2 separate regions of the Homo sapiens genome follow, and region 2 is linked to region 1. Evidence: read pairs that join two places in POLR2A ChIA-PET (ENCODE). Cell type or tissue: CD4-positive, alpha-beta T cell. All regions are shown on one strand. Links, peaks and the distances in the headings refer to the core of each region. The heading gives the core; the rest is flanking DNA. Region 1 overlaps MTF1 (metal regulatory transcription factor 1). Region 2 holds the start of LOC124904043 (a long non-coding RNA gene).

Region 1 (4,386 bases), core at 137-4,136:
CCTGGGCAACAGAGCAAGCCTTCACCTCAATTAAAAAAAAAAAAAAATTGCTGTAACTGTGCTTGTTGGTAGAAAATGATACCTTTCCTAATCAATGTGCTGGAATACTTTGGTGCATCATGTAGAATAAATTTTGCATACGATTCCTAGGGTTTTTTCATGCTCCTTGGCCAACTACTCTATAGAAAACTGGCAAGGTCAGTTAGCCATGGAGGATACATCACGTCACCAATGTAGTGCAGACAGAGGTAGATGAACAGGTAACTAGACCGTCCTGGCAGGTTCTATGGAAGGGCACAGATTCAAGAATGGACTGCACAAACCAACTAAAGAAAACACAGTTGCCAGGTGTGGTAGCTCATGCCTTTAATCCCAGCAGCTCAGGAGGCTAAGGAGGGAGAATTGGTTGAGGCCAGAAGTTCCAGGTTACAGTGAGCTATGATGATGGCCTGGGCAAACATAGCAAGACCCAGTGTCTTAAAAAAATAAAATAAAATACGTAAACAAACAAACAAACAACAAGACGCAGCTGCTTCGAGACTTGGAGTAGAAAGGCCTTAAAGGGCCAGACATGGTGGCTCATGCCGGTAATCACAATACTTTGGGAGGCCAAGGTGGAAGGATTGCGTGAGCCCAGGATTTTGGAACCAGCCCATAGTGAGACCCCTCTCTACCAAAACAACCACCAAAAAGTAGCCGGCACAGTAGCACATGCCTGTGGTCCCAGCTACTGTGGAGGCTGAGGTGGCAGGACGGCTTGAGCCTGGGAGGTTAAGGCTGCAGTGAGCCATGATCGTGCCACTGTACTCCAGCCTGGCTACAGAATGGAACCCTGTCTCAACCAAAAAAAAAAAAAAAAAAAAAAAGCTTTTGTTTTTAGGCAGAATGAAAATATTTTGATTAGAAATTTTGCAAGCTGGCCAAGTGCCATGGCTCATGCCTATAATCCCAGCACTTTGGGAGGTCGAGGCAGGAGGATTGCTTGAGCCCAGGAGTTTGAGGTTACAGTGAGCTACGATCCCACCACTGTAATCACTCCAACCTGTGTGACACAGTGAGACCCTGTTTCAAGAGAGAAAGGAAAGAAGAAAGACAGAAAGGGAAAAGAAGGAAGGAAGGGAGGGAGGAAGGGAATGAGAGAGAGAAAGAGAAAAAAAAGGGAGAGAGAAAGAGAGAGAGAGAGAGAGAGAGATCTCAAAGCTACCAAATCAGTAGGGAGACAGTAATGAAATAACAAGTATGAGAATAAGATACGTGAAATTCGAGTCAGAATGACCAGCGGCCTTGTGGTAGGAAAAGACTATCTGTGGCAAGGTTCTGGTTGGTTTATTTTTTGCGCAAGACAAGCATGAAGAAAAGAAAATGAAGTAATAGGTAAGCCAACTCCACACTATATGAAACAATGAAAAAACCAGGAGTAAACAGGAAATTCAGGCTAAAATGTGACTCAGAAAATAAGCTGCTTGGGAAGCCAAGAAGACCAACTAGTTATCAAATGATTTGATTTCTCAAGAGTAACACCTGTGCATGGAGGGAAAAGAAAAAACCAAAAACCAAGCTGAAAAAAAACGAAAGGAAAAGGAGTAAGGAAGAGCTAAAGGATCATGAAGTCTGTTATCGAGTAGTCATAAACATCAGCCTCTTCAGGCCAAATAAGTGGATTTTAATGCCAAAATAAAATCACTGCCAAAACAAAAGCTAAGCTAAGACAGTGCTTCAGGAAGGCAAGCCTCCTGAATGTCTGGTCATTAAGCAAGATTTTCGAAGACTAAAGCTACTGCTACTTCTCCTTCAATCTCCACCCAACCCCAAACCTACTGATTTCAAGAATATAGCATCTTCCACAAAGGTCTCATGGATAGCATGGAAAAATGTGGGTGAGAGGAAAGTGGAGTGAGCTAAATCCCCAGCAAACTGAACAAAGTGCTCATAATATCCTTGACCCTGTGCTATTCAATATGATTATCAATGATCTGAAGACAAGAATGGCAAACCAGACTTGCAAATAGAATAAACCAATTTGAATAGTACAAAGTGGAAAAGTGACAGCTTTTCACTGATTGCATAATCATTCCCTCTGTACCATCTCCTCCTCTTCTGCCTAGATCAGCATTTCCCAAAATGTGTTCCACAAAACACTGATCCCTGGAAATTAGATCTGAAAAATGGTTTCTCAAGTTTAAAGCATTTGAAAAATTCTGTGTTTTCTTCCTTCTTAGCTGTTGGCACATCAAAGGCTCTGAGAAGTCCTAATCAACAAATTTCTGTCTTGGTTTAACTTAATGTTTCCCGAACATTCGCTCATGAAACACTTTCACACAGTAATCACTGATGGAGGATGGCCTAAAGTTTAGGTCCTAAACTATGTCCAAATTACCTATGCTAAACAAAAATGATTCAATCTCCTTGAGCTAGCTACTACTGCCTCATCACTCTTCTTCCTCTAACTACCAAACTTATTTAAAAAAAAAAAAAAAAGCCAACTTGACATTTCCTGCCTCCTGTTTCCTCATCACTCACTCACTTCTTCATCACTCAAAACCTGGCTTCAGCCCCAGTGCTCTGCTGCAAGTCTTCTCATGATATGTGAACAACTGCACAACCAGCACAACTAAAGGCTTCTTCGGGGCTCCTCAATCCCTCTGCAGGGTCACACAGGAATATTCTCATTTGTTGACACTCTCTTCCTTCAGCTTCCACAACACTGCAGTCGACCCATCTCTTTGACTACTGTGATCTTCTTGGGTTCCTCTTTCTCTTTCCAACCCTTAAATTCTCAGGCCAACTCTTACTTCTCCCTTAAGTAAACTACCCACAGTTTGAAGGCCCCTTTCTACTACTATTCTAACTCCAAACCATTTCTTTGACCTCAGATACACGTTTCCAATGAGCTTTCCATTTGTTCATGTTACTTTTCTCCAAGGACTATACATTCAATACACTCCTACCAAACTCTTTAATTACCCCATCAAAACTTTTTCCTTTTCCCATCTTTCTTGATTCCTATGAATGGGATCACCATTTGGAGGGTGCGGAGAGCAGAGTTAGCCACTTTCTCCTCAGCATGCACACAGCACTTCGAATACACCTCTGTTAAAATATCTACCACAACGGACTCTTAACTGCTTAACTCTTCACCTAGATTTGAGCTCCATCAAAAAGCTGTGCTAAGACACAGCAGAAACTCAACAAATTTGGGAAAATGGATGAATCCTTTCAATCAACATGATTCAAAACCTTTTTTTTTTTTCCAACCAGATTCTCATTTTGTTGCCCAGGCTGGAATGCAGTGGCACAATCATGGCTCACTGCACCCTCCGCCCTCTGGGTTCAAGTGATTCTCCTGCCTCAGCCTCCCAAGTGGCTGGGACTACAGGCATGCACCACCACAACCGGCTAATTTTTGTATTTTTAGTAGAGACAGGGTTTCACCATGTTGGCCAGGCTGGTCTAGAGCTCCAGACCTCAACTGATCCACCTGCCTCTGCCTCCGAAAGTGCTGGGATTACAGGCATGAGCCACTGTGCCTGGCCTATTCAAAACCTTTGAATCATGCCCAACTCATGGCTCATTCATCAAACTCCAATAACACGTACGAAGTTCTCTCGTACTTCTACAAAAGTCCTTGATTCTTCCCATGAACAAGGCCACTATCCTTTCTTCAGATTTAAATGAAACCCCAAACATAAACTACAACTGTCTCCTAACTAGGCAAGAAGTCTCCAGTTTTCCTCTGCCTCCAAGCTACCTCTGCTGCCAGACCAATCCTTCTAAAATGCTACTCTAACCACATTCTCTATCTAACCACTCTAGCCTTGGCTTAGACACCTCCAATGGTTTCCCACCATTTCTAGGAGAGTACAGTTCAAAACCCATAGAAGGTTACCACTGCCTTCCATGTTTGGATCTTTGCTATCTTTCCATCCTTATCTCCTTCTACTACTATGTTCTAGTCTAAGGGTCAGCACACTACAGCCAGTGAACCAAATCCACCCCACTGCCTGTTTTTGTAAAGTCTTATCAGAACTTGGCCATGTTCATTCTTTATGTATTGTCTATGGCTGCTTTTGTGCTACAATGGAAGAATGGAGTAGCTCCAACAGAGACCTTATAGCCTGCAAAGCCCAGAATATTTACTATTTAGCCCTAAGCAGAAAAAAGTGTGCTGACTCTGTTGTAACAGGACAACTGGCTATTCCCTGAAAATGGCCTGTTTCCCACCTGCATTCCTTGTTTCATGCTGTTCCTCTCTCTTGGAAAAACCTTCTCCTGCTTTTTTCCTAAATTGTATGTATTCTTTAAGACCAGCTCAAACGCCACCTTTTTCACAAAGACTTCCCTGATCCCAGAATTAAGGGTGAGCTTCCCTGTGCTCACAGTGCAATA
Region 2 (4,386 bases), core at 100-4,099, 50 kb after region 1:
AGTGGCTCACACCTGTAATCCCAACACCACTTTGGGAGGCCGAGGTGGGCAAATCACCTGAGGTTGGGAGTTCGAGACCAGCCTGACCAACATGGAGAAACCCCGTCTCTACTTAAAATACAAAATAGCCAGCCGTGGTAGCACATGCCTGTAATCCCAGCTACTCAGGAAGGTGAGGCAAGAAAATCGCTTGAACCTGGGAGGCAGAGGTTGCGGTGAGCCGAGATCGCACCATTGCTCTCCAGCCTGGGCAACAAGAGCGAAACTCTGCCTCAAAATAATAATAATAATAATTTTCTCAAGGTACCTCTAGGCCAAAAGGAATCCCTAACAGTTCTACTTAAGTAGTTAGGGCCAAATAAGTATTTAAGTCCTAACAACTTAGTAGCAATTTGAAAAAATAATACACATAAAAAGATTTCCATTTCATCTTTTTTTTTTTTTTTTATGGAGTCTTGCTCTGTCGCCCAGGCTGAAGTGCAGCGGCACGATCTCGGCTCACTGAAGCTTCGCCTGCCGGGTTCACGCCATTCTCCTGCCTCAGCCTCCCGAGTATCCGGGACTACAGGAGTCCGCCACCACACCCAGCTAATTTCTTTGTATTTTTAGTAGAGACGGGGTTTCACCGTGTTAGCCGGGATGATCTCGGTCTCCTGACTTCATGATCCGCCCGCCTTGGCCTCCCAGAGTGCTAGGATTACAGGCGTGAGCCACTGTGCCCGGCTGAACTACGTTCCACTGGAAGTTTGTCTGGTGTTCCCACAGATCTCCATGTTTACCTTGAATTTTTTTTTTTTTTTTTTTTTTGAGACAGCGTCTCACTCACTCTGTCACCCAGGCTAGAGTGCAGTGGGGCAATCTCAGCTCACTGCAGCCTCTGCCTCCTGGGTTCAAGCAATTCTCGTGCTTCAGCCTCCTGCGTAGCTGGGACTACAGGCAGATGCCACCACACCCAGCTAATTTTTGTTTTCGGTTTTTTTTTTTTGAGACAGAGTCTCTCTTGTCACCCAGGATGGAGTGCAATGGTGCGATCTCAACTCACTGCAACCTCCGCCTCCAAGGTTCAAGCGATTCTCCTGCCTCAGCCTCCTGAGTAGCTGGGATTACAGGCACGTGCCACCACACACAGCTAATTTTTGTATTTTTAGTAGAGACGGGGTTTCACAATGTTGGTCAGGCTGGTCTTGAACTCCTGACTTCATGATCCGCCCGCCTCAGCCTCTCAAAGTGCCGGGATTACAGGCGTGAGCCACTGCGCCCGGCTGAACTACTTTCAACTGGAAGTTTGTCTGGTGTTCCCACAGATCTCCATGTTTACTTTGAATTTTTCTTTTTTTTTTTCTTTTTTTTTTTTGAGACAGAGTCTCACTCACTCTGTCACCCAGGCCAGAGTACAGTGGGGTAATCTCAGCTCACTGCAGCCTCTGCCACCTGGGTTCAAGCAATTCTCATACCTCAGCCTCCCGTGTAGCTGGGACTACAGGTAGATGCCACCACACCCAGCTAATTTTTGTTTTCGGTTTTTGTTTGTTTTTTTTTTGAGACAGAGTCTCTCTCTTGTCACCCAGGATGAAGTACAATGGCACGATCTCAACTCATTGCAACCTCTGCCTCCAAGGTTCAAGCGATTCTCCTGCCTCAGCCTCCTGAGTAGCTGGGATTACAGGCATGCGCCACCACACACAGCTAATTTTTGTATTTTTCGTAGAGATGGGATTTCACAATGTTGGTCAGGCTGGTCTCGAACTCCTGACTTGGTGATCCGCCTGCCTCGGCCTCTCAAAGTGCCGGGATTACAGGCATGAGCCACCACGCCCGACCTGATATTAAATCTTATATTTATTCATTATTATTGGATGCCATTTCCACTAAATCGTGAGCTCTGCGAGGCAGGGACTTGGTCTTCTTTCTTCTGCTTCCTTGCCCAGTGCACAGCAGGCACTCTATGTATTAAGTACAGCAAAGTATCAGGAAATGTCAGCTGACGTCCAGCTCTACTACTATCTTCCTGTGTGACATGAGAAGTCACTTCTGCTCTTTGGGTCTCGGTTTCTTCATCTATAAAGTGGGGATTTTAAATATCAAAATTTCAGGGGCCTTTACCATATGGAAAGGCACCTGCACTTTTCAAACTAAGGAGTTATGAGGAAGTGCTCTGCTTCTGCATGTCAGTGGTTTCTAATGACTCTCTCAGGATGTTTCTTTAGGTACTTCCTAGCAGACTGAAAGGTCATCTCCTAAGGGCTGACAGTTTGTGGATTCAGTTCACGGCCAGGGGTACATAGCGTACTGATGGGAAAATGGCCCTGCATCTTGTCGATGTCTTCTCACAGGGGGTCTCTCAGGACAGTCCAGCAAGGACCAGAACATCTTCACTCATTACACTACCTATGGAAACTTTAAGGCATGATGTGGGGGATTTCCAGCCACAGGGCGGTCTTCTCGGAATCTCCTCTCTAGAACCTGGCACGGAAGCTGGCTGTCAGAGCAGCTCTTGACCAGATTTGCCATTACACAGCCCCATAGTTCCCCCTCTGGCCACAGCTTCCTGTCTTTTCTCCTCTCCTGCTTCCCTACTCCCACTCTGCCCTTTTTTTAACCTCAGACCTCCAATCTTTTTGTCACCCAATCTAATAGGTGACAATAGATATTTTTCCTTTTTTCCCCATGTTCGGTCACCAAGTCTTATGAATCCTCTATTAAATTTTTTTTTTTTGAGGCAGAGTCTTACTCTGTTGCCCAGGTTGGAGTGTGGTGGCGTGATCTCAGCTCACGGCTCCTCTGTGTCCTGAGTTGAAGCGATTCTCCTGCCTCAGCCTCTCAAGAAAGCTGGGATCACAGGCATGCACCACCACGCCCAGCTAATTTTTGTATTTTTAGTAGAAACGGGGTTTCACCATGTTGGCCATGGTGCTCTCAAACTCCTGACCACAAGTGATCCACCCACCTTGGCCTCCCAAAGTGCTAGGATTACAGGCGTGAGCCACCTCACCCAGCCTCTCTTAAATATTTTTATATCTGACTGTCTTCTCTATCCCTACTGTCATGCCTTAGTTTAGGCCCTTAATGTTTCTGGAAAGCCCACTTAATGATTTCCCTACCTCCATTTTCACCTCCTCCAATTCCATTCTGCCAACACCTAGAAGAAAACACAAATCTGGGTGGGCACAGTGGCTCATGCCTGTAATCCCAAGGCTTTGAGAAGCTGAGGCAGGAGGATTGCTTGAGTCCAGGAATCCAAGACAACATGGTAAAACCCTATTTCTACAAAAAAAAAATTTTTTTTGAGATGTTGTTTCGCTCTTGTTAACCAGGCTGGAGTGCAATGGCACAATCTCGGCTCACTGCAACCTCCACCTCCCGGGTTCAAACTATTCTCCTGCCTCAGCCTCCTGAGTATCTGGGATTACAGGCATGTGCCACCACACCCAGCTAATTTTTGTATTTTTAGTAGAGATGGGATTTCTCCATGTTGGTCAGGCTGGTCTCAAACTCCCGACCTCAGGCGATCGACCCACCTCAGCCTCCCAAAATATATTTTTTCAATTAACTGGGCATGGTAGTGCAAACCTGTAGTCCCAGCTACTCAGGAGGTGAAGGGGGAGGACAGCTTGAGCCAGGGAGCTCGAGGCTGCAGTGAGCCATGATTGTATCACTGCATTCCACTCTGGGCACTACAGTGAGACCCTGTCTCAAAAAAAAAAAAGAAAAGAAAAGAAAACACAAATCTGGACACGTCACTACTGTGGGTAAAATCCCTCAATAACTTAAATCATTTTATCAGAGGCATTTGAACCAGAGCAACTCCATCTTGAATAAGAGCTAGGTAAAATAAGGCTAAGACCTGCTGGGCTGCATTCCCAGAGAGTTAGGCATACTAAGTCACAGGATGAGATATGAGGGTCGGCACAAGGCACAGGTCATAAAGACCTTGCTGATAAAACAGGCTGCAGTAAAGACGCCTGCTAAAACCCACCAAACCAAGATGGCCACGAGAATGACCTAGGTCATCCTCATTGCTACACTCTCACCAGCGCCATGACAGTTTACAAATGCCATGGCAATGTCAGGAACTTACCCTATATGGTCTAAAATGGGGAGGCTTGAATAATCTACCCCTCGTTTAGCATACAATCAAGAAATAAAATAAAAATGGGGCCGGACGCAGTGGCTCACGCCTGTAATCCCAGCACTTTGAGAGGCCGAGACGGGTGGATCACCAGGTCAGGAGATTGAGACCATTCTGGCTAACACGGTGAAACCCCGTCTCTACTAAAAAATACAAAAAACTAGCCGGGCATGGTGGCGGGTGCCTGTAGTCCCAGCTACTTGGGAGGCTGAGGCAGGAGAATGGCATGAACCCAGGAGGTGGAGCTTGCAGTGAGC

What was found. Peaks named below come from ENCODE experiments on the same cell type or tissue, not always from the same donor. Only the 100,000 strongest peaks of a DNase experiment are listed, where the experiment ranks them.
Region 2: POLR2A ChIA-PET joins it to region 1 with 7 read pairs; 11 of 35 experiments call an interaction of 5 or more read pairs at or near these places.

Annotation. Positions count from the first base shown.
Region 1 is chr1:37,849,398-37,853,783 of GRCh38, forward strand. All of the region lies in intron 2 of MTF1 (metal regulatory transcription factor 1), which reads right to left. Among named protein-coding and RNA genes, the nearest start is that of MTF1, 8.0 kb to the right of the region's middle. In CD4-positive, alpha-beta T cell, for the core only: no CTCF peak of the experiment used is centred there; a DNase peak (open chromatin) is centred at 2,554.
Region 2 is chr1:37,899,289-37,903,674 of GRCh38, forward strand. All of the region lies in intron 7 of INPP5B (inositol polyphosphate-5-phosphatase B), which reads right to left. It overlaps LOC124904043 (a long non-coding RNA gene), which reads left to right and starts at 3,889. Exons shown (of 4, transcript XR_007065876.1): 1 at 3,889-4,386. RefSeq lists an enhancer at 2,305-2,544. In CD4-positive, alpha-beta T cell, for the core only: no CTCF peak of the experiment used is centred there; a DNase peak (open chromatin) is centred at 2,463; H3K27ac peaks cover 212 bases.